2 separate regions of the Homo sapiens genome follow, and region 2 is linked to region 1. A link is a loop called in an ENCODE intact Hi-C map of the cell type or tissue named here. Cell type or tissue: PC-3. All regions are shown on one strand. Links, peaks and the distances in the headings refer to the core of each region. The heading gives the core; the rest is flanking DNA. Region 1 overlaps LOC105375518 (a long non-coding RNA gene). Region 2 has its middle 33 kb from the start of BPGM.

Evidence for each region. Peaks named below come from ENCODE experiments on the same cell type or tissue, not always from the same donor. Only the 100,000 strongest peaks of a DNase experiment are listed, where the experiment ranks them.
Region 2: a loop joins it to region 1, with 18 times the contacts of the local background. A loop is called at or near these places in 4 of 110 quality-filtered maps.

Annotation. Positions count from the first base shown.
Region 1 is chr7:134,367,357-134,370,275 of GRCh38, forward strand. The region is part of intron 1 of LOC105375518 (a long non-coding RNA gene); the gene reads left to right. LOC105375517 (a long non-coding RNA gene) reads right to left here. Exons shown (of 4, transcript XR_928000.4): 4 at 1,381-2,188. Among named protein-coding and RNA genes, the nearest start is that of SLC35B4, 52 kb to the left of the region's middle. In PC-3, for the core only: no CTCF peak of the experiment used is centred there; a DNase peak (open chromatin) is centred at 1,615; H3K4me3 peaks cover 728 bases; H3K27ac peaks cover 2,478 bases.
Region 2 is chr7:134,612,723-134,615,641 of GRCh38, forward strand. No RefSeq gene overlaps it. Among named protein-coding and RNA genes, the nearest start is that of BPGM, 33 kb to the right of the region's middle. In PC-3, for the core only: no CTCF peak of the experiment used is centred there; a DNase peak (open chromatin) is centred at 1,469; H3K27ac peaks cover 2,407 bases.

The DNA.
Region 1 (2,919 bases), core at 237-2,736:
TCTAGCTTTTATTTTACATTTTAAAATATTTTGTAATTTTATACCATGAAGATAAATTTCTTTTATCATAAAAAAAACTAGATGGGTGTGATGGCACATGTCCCGGCTACTTGGGAGGCTGAGGTGGGAGTATCACTCGAGCCCAGGAGTTCAAGGCTGCAGTGAGCTATGATTGTGCCACTGTACTCCAACCTGGGTGAAAGAGCAAGACCTCATCTCTAAAATAAAATAAAAATATATATTCATTGGAGTAAAAAATATTTTGATAACAATGACCATCATGAACTTCTTTACAATCACTCAGTTCTAAATCACATTGATGGGCTGAAGAGGAGGAGCAGATAGATATTCAGTAGAAAAGGGCTGGTATAGTTGTCCATACTGTTTACTTCTGCTTCCCTTCTGATTGGTCAATACCCTGTCATACTGTGGCTAAATATTTTGAATATCACCCCTGGAGAGGAATTTGTATTACGAGAAGCTTCATTTCCAAAGCAGCATCTTCCTAAGAATGTGTATGTAGTTTCGGCAGGAAAGGCATGGGTTCTAATGCCAGTCCTGCTTCTTACCTGCTGGGTGACCTTGGGCAGATGGTTTTAATCCTTCTGAGACTTATTTATGGAACGACAATAACCCCAGAACTAGTGTAGGGTGGTTGTGAGAATAAATGCATGTAGGTAAAAGCTCTGGCCCTAATGAGCACTCGATGACCTCATCTTTCTTCACAGTGTATCAGAGGTACCACATACTTCATTGGTGGTTAGTCTTGTAGTCATGGGATCTCCAAAAAACCCTTTCCCAACACTGAATTCACCAAGTATCTGTTATGTCTGCCTAGTCTTTCAGGCTACCAAAAAGCTGTTGAGTATTTCTCTAAGAATTGCTGGTTTCATCATTGCTTTCAATGGTTCTCCTGGGCTGGGCCATTGTTGACATGGAGCATTTATTTGTTGACTCAACTCAGGTGCAGAAACTTTCCATCAATACTCACCACCAGCACACCTACTGTGTGAACTTCTCAGGTGGTTTCTGACTGGGCGTGTGAAACACGTAAATATCCATGAAAACAGAACTTTCCTGAGAGTTTTCCATCAAAGTAAAACCAAAGCTACTTCTTAGTTTTCTTTCAGCCAGAGCAAGATTTTCTGGTGGGGTTGTGATACTGCAGGAGGCGATGTGTGCATGAAGTGTTGTGATGACTGAATCCATTAAAACAGAGAATTCCAGTGCTCACTGATGATCTAGCTCAAATTCCCCAAGATCTTGTATTACCAACAAGATTGGTTGTTCAGTTAGACAGAGCTCTTTTGTGTGTGTGCAATGGGAAGTTTCCTGTATTAACCTATATAATTAATTTGCAGACAAGAAAAACACTGCAAACATTGTTAAAAATGCATTTTATGTTCATTTTTTTTTTAATTTTTTAAATCGGGATTTGATCTTCAATGCTACCAAATCACCTCTAGTAAGACACAGGTCTGCAGTTAGTTTTTGAAGTGGATCCAGGATGGTGGTCTGAGGTTGCCTGTAAAGAATGAGGTTTTTCTGGCCTTTGGCCAAAGCAAAGTTAACTAACGGAAGGGATAAAAATTGTCTTGTGTGGGCCAAGCTGATGTTGCTCAATAGGTATTTTTTTGAATTGTGAGGAAAAGAGTTGCCTTATTTTTTCCACTTCTGGAATCATGAGAACCAGGGCTGGGAGTGAAGTTGCATGAGTCACAGCAGTGCATACAATTTTCATATTGACTTTCAGATGTCAACAATTCCTTTATCTGCATTATTTAACATTAACCAGGCACTGCCCAGACCTGCCCAAACCCTGTGTATGTAAGATGTTGCCCTTCTGCACCTGACAGCTTCCAACTCAGAGAGCTGAGGGAAAGGGGTCTCTGAGTCCTGGATATGTCCATCACCAAGCTGCTGAACAAAAGGCAGACACTAGGTGCCTTTGCACTTGGAGCCAAATCACTACTGGGATGTGGGATTCCTAGCCTGTGGCAGATTCTAATCTGGGAACTGGAAAGGGTCTTGTAGTAAGGAAAGGGCAGGCATTCGATGCAGGTGTCATGGGAGCAGAAGAGCTGGCTAGCAGCCTGACAACTGAGGAGGAAGGCAGAAAATCTAAACTCAGCACAATCTGTAATCCTGCATGGTGCAATCACTGACATCCAGTCCTGCTGGTTTCTCTCTGGAAGAAAGCAGAGAATTTTATAATGTGTTTCAGAAAGGTGTCAACATTCTCATCAATATCAAGGAAAAATTATTTTTCTATTTTTAGATGACTGGCAATTATCAGATCCTGGGAGAAGGACAAGGCAAGATGCCTGCCTGGGGAAGCTGGGCTTTTGTAGGAAGAAAAAGGAATTAAAAATGCAAGTTGGCTTCTGATAAGTGCCAAATAAATGATTTAGGGGGTAATTGCCTTGGAATTGAAAGAAATGAAAATAATTAGGGCTCCCCTAACCACCCGCTCCCAACATTGTATGACCAACTTCCTAGGGAGGGAAAATATATTTATTGGAAACATGATAGAACTGTCAGAAACCCAAGAAATCAATTACATAAATTGTGAAGCATAAGTCACAATGCTATTTGTTCTACAAGAGTGTAGAATTTGCAATTTTTCATTAAGATAGAAAATAAGAACGCACCACTGCTTCATCCAAGAGAATCATGCGCCCTCCCCGCCCCATGGTCCTCCTTGTTTCAATCATGCTATATCTGTGCAGGTGTTTTTGTTACTAACATTTGTCATTTGAGGTATATGAGAAGTCATTGGTCATCAGGTTAACTCAAGGGTGAATTTTATTTTTGCGTCTTCTGATAAGAACATTGGCTCTCATTTGTATTTAATGAGGCAATTAAACAGAGAAAATGGCCATGAGGAAAAGTAGATGATACGCCTCCATCAGGAGTCTA
Region 2 (2,919 bases), core at 256-2,755, 250 kb after region 1:
CATTTTGTTATAGCAGCAGGAACAGACTAAGGCAGTATATTAGTCCATTTTCAAGCTGCTGATAAAGACATACCCAAGGCTGGGTAGTTTATAAAGAAAAAGAGGTTTAATAGACTTACAGTTCCGCGTGGCTGAGAGAGGCCTCACAATCATGGCAGAAGGCGAGAAGCACATTTTACAAGGTGGCAGACAAGAGAAAAATGAGAACCATGCGAAAAGGGTTTCCTCTTATAAAACCATCAGATCTCATTAGACTTATTCACTACCATGAGAACAGTATGGGGGAAACTGTCCCCATGATTCAATTATCTCCCACTGGGCCCCTTCCACAACATGTGGGAATTATGGGAGCTACAATTCAAGATGAGATTTGGGTGGGGACACAGCCAAACCATATCAGGCAGCATAAGAAAGATTGATTGAAATTCTAATATTTCCCTTGGTGTTTTAAAAATAATTTATTTAAATTCTTATTTATAAACTGAACCTCAAGATAGAGGAATTGGGAGTAAGACTCCACTAAGGGACAGTGGGAAGGGAGCTGGGAAGCACAGCAGTGACTGGGGTAACTATCAGTACATTCTGATGGGAGGGACTTAGTGGAAAGAGACAGCCCAAAATTCTTGCTGCATCTGCCAGTCAGCATAGTTGAGGTGGGAACAGACAGGGCCCTGTTACTCAGGCACCACTTCTGAATTTGGCATCCTCCAATAAGTCTTTCTTTCGCTGAAGTCCACCCACTACCCCATCCCAGTCTGATCTTGGTCTGAGTATAGGAAGTGAATGGTATACCTCTGTGTCAGACCCTGTGTGCCAAGGGTTCTTTACCTCTGGAGCTGATCACTTAACCTTCAAGTTGAATACTGGAGTCCAGTATCAAAACACCGCATTTACATTAACAAGCATATGCTTCCCCATTCCTTAATCATCAGAAGGAATAGAGTTATTAGAAAGTTGCTAAGGTGTTAGAAATCCATCAGTTGTCTGAGAAAGTTAGTGGAAGGATGCAGTAGAACAACACATTTAAAATGACTACCACTTCCTGGCACAGAGTAGATATTCAATATCAAGTTTCCTCTCTGTTGTTTTCCTACACAAGAGAGTGGCACAGAGTAAGTAATATCTGTCCTATAAACACTCACCATGGCTATCCCTCCCTGCCCTGCTAAAAGAAGACATAGTATATCCTCCCATTAATTTCTTTCCCCATTCCTACAGATATTCTTCCTATGAGATGGTGTCATCCTTATCCATTCCTGTTTTCTTCTTCTGGACACCTATGGTTTGTTTCTGTCCGTTTATGATGCAATACCTCAAACAACATTCAGTTCCTCAGATATGAGCTGACTAATGAAGGAGAAACAAAAGGGCTTCTTCCTCTTGGCTTAGATGCAACAATTCTGTTTTTCCAGGCTAAGGATTTCTTCGGGGTTTTGTTTTTCTTTGGTTTGGTTTGGTATAGCGCCACAAGTTGCTGTTGACTCATTTAGCTTCTAGCCAAAGGAAACCCCTGAGCCTCTTTTTCCTCCATGTGATGCTGCTGAGCCATCTCTTCCCCACCCAGATCTTGGAGAGCTGTTTGCTTTTCTAGATCTGAGTAAAGGACCTCTCATACCCAGTAAATTCCATCTTGTTAGATTCATTTTCTTCATTGTAGCCTTTAAGCACATTAACTATCCTGTTCCATCACCACTCCACATATCTTCTTCAAATTAGATTGATTTTCCAGTGATGTTCTTTATTGAAGACATTGCTAAAAAGCCTAAGTAGGACAGGAGACAACACTGAGCCCTGTGACCTGCCACAAGAAGCCTCTTAACAGGTTGAAAGAGAATTCATTAAACAGAACTCTTTTGGTATGGTCATTCAACTGGATGTGAATTCACCTAATTGATCTAGAATCCAGTTCATATTATTACACATTTTCTTTTTTTTTTTTCTTTTATATTTAGATGGAATCTCGCTGTCACCCAGGCTGTAGTGCAGTGGCCTGATCTTGGCTCACTGCAACCTCTGCCTCCCGGGTTCAAGCGATTCTCCTGCCTCAGCCTCCCAAGTAGCTGGGATTACAGATGCCTGCCACCACGCCTAGCTAATTTTTTGTATTTTTAGTAGAGATGAGGTTTCACTGTGTTAGCCAGGATGGTCTCGATCTCCTGACCTTGTGATCCACCCGTCTCGGCCTCCCAAAGTGCTGGGATTACAGCCATGAGCCACAGCGCCCGGCCTATTACATATTTTCTAAAACAAATCATGAGATATCTTGCCAAATGCTTTGTTCAAGTCACATCTACAATTTTTGCGGCACTCACTTCATCTTCCAGTCTAGAAAGTCTATCAAAAATGAAAATAATTCTACTGTAGAATGGTTTACTCTTTGTGAATACTGTTTATTAATGTTTGAAATGTACCACCCCTCTCCATTGCCCTCACCCATTAAAAAACTCATTTTCTAAAATGTGCCTCCCGCCGCCCCACTTTTTTTTTTTTGAGGCAGAGTCTCGCTCTGTCACCCAGACTGGAGTGCAATGGTGTGATCTCAGCCCACTGCAACCTCCGCCTCCCAGGTTCAAGCAATTCTCTTGCCTCAGCCTCCCGAGTAGCTGGGACTATAGGTGTGTGCCACCACACCCGGCTAAGTTTTGTATTTTTAGTAGAGATGGGGTTTCGCCATGTTGACCGGGCTGGTCTCAAACTCCTGACCTCAAGTGATCTGCCTGCCTTGGCCACCCAAAGTGCTGTGATTACTGGCATGAGCCACCACACCTGGCCTCAAATGTACCCCTTTTTTCATAGAGACAGTACAGCACTGTGATCCAAAGTGTGGCTTGAATCCTGGCTCCTCTACCTTCTGGCTGTGCTGACATGGGCACGTCGCCTTGGCTATCTGTCCCTCAGGTTCTTAATCAGTAAAATGAG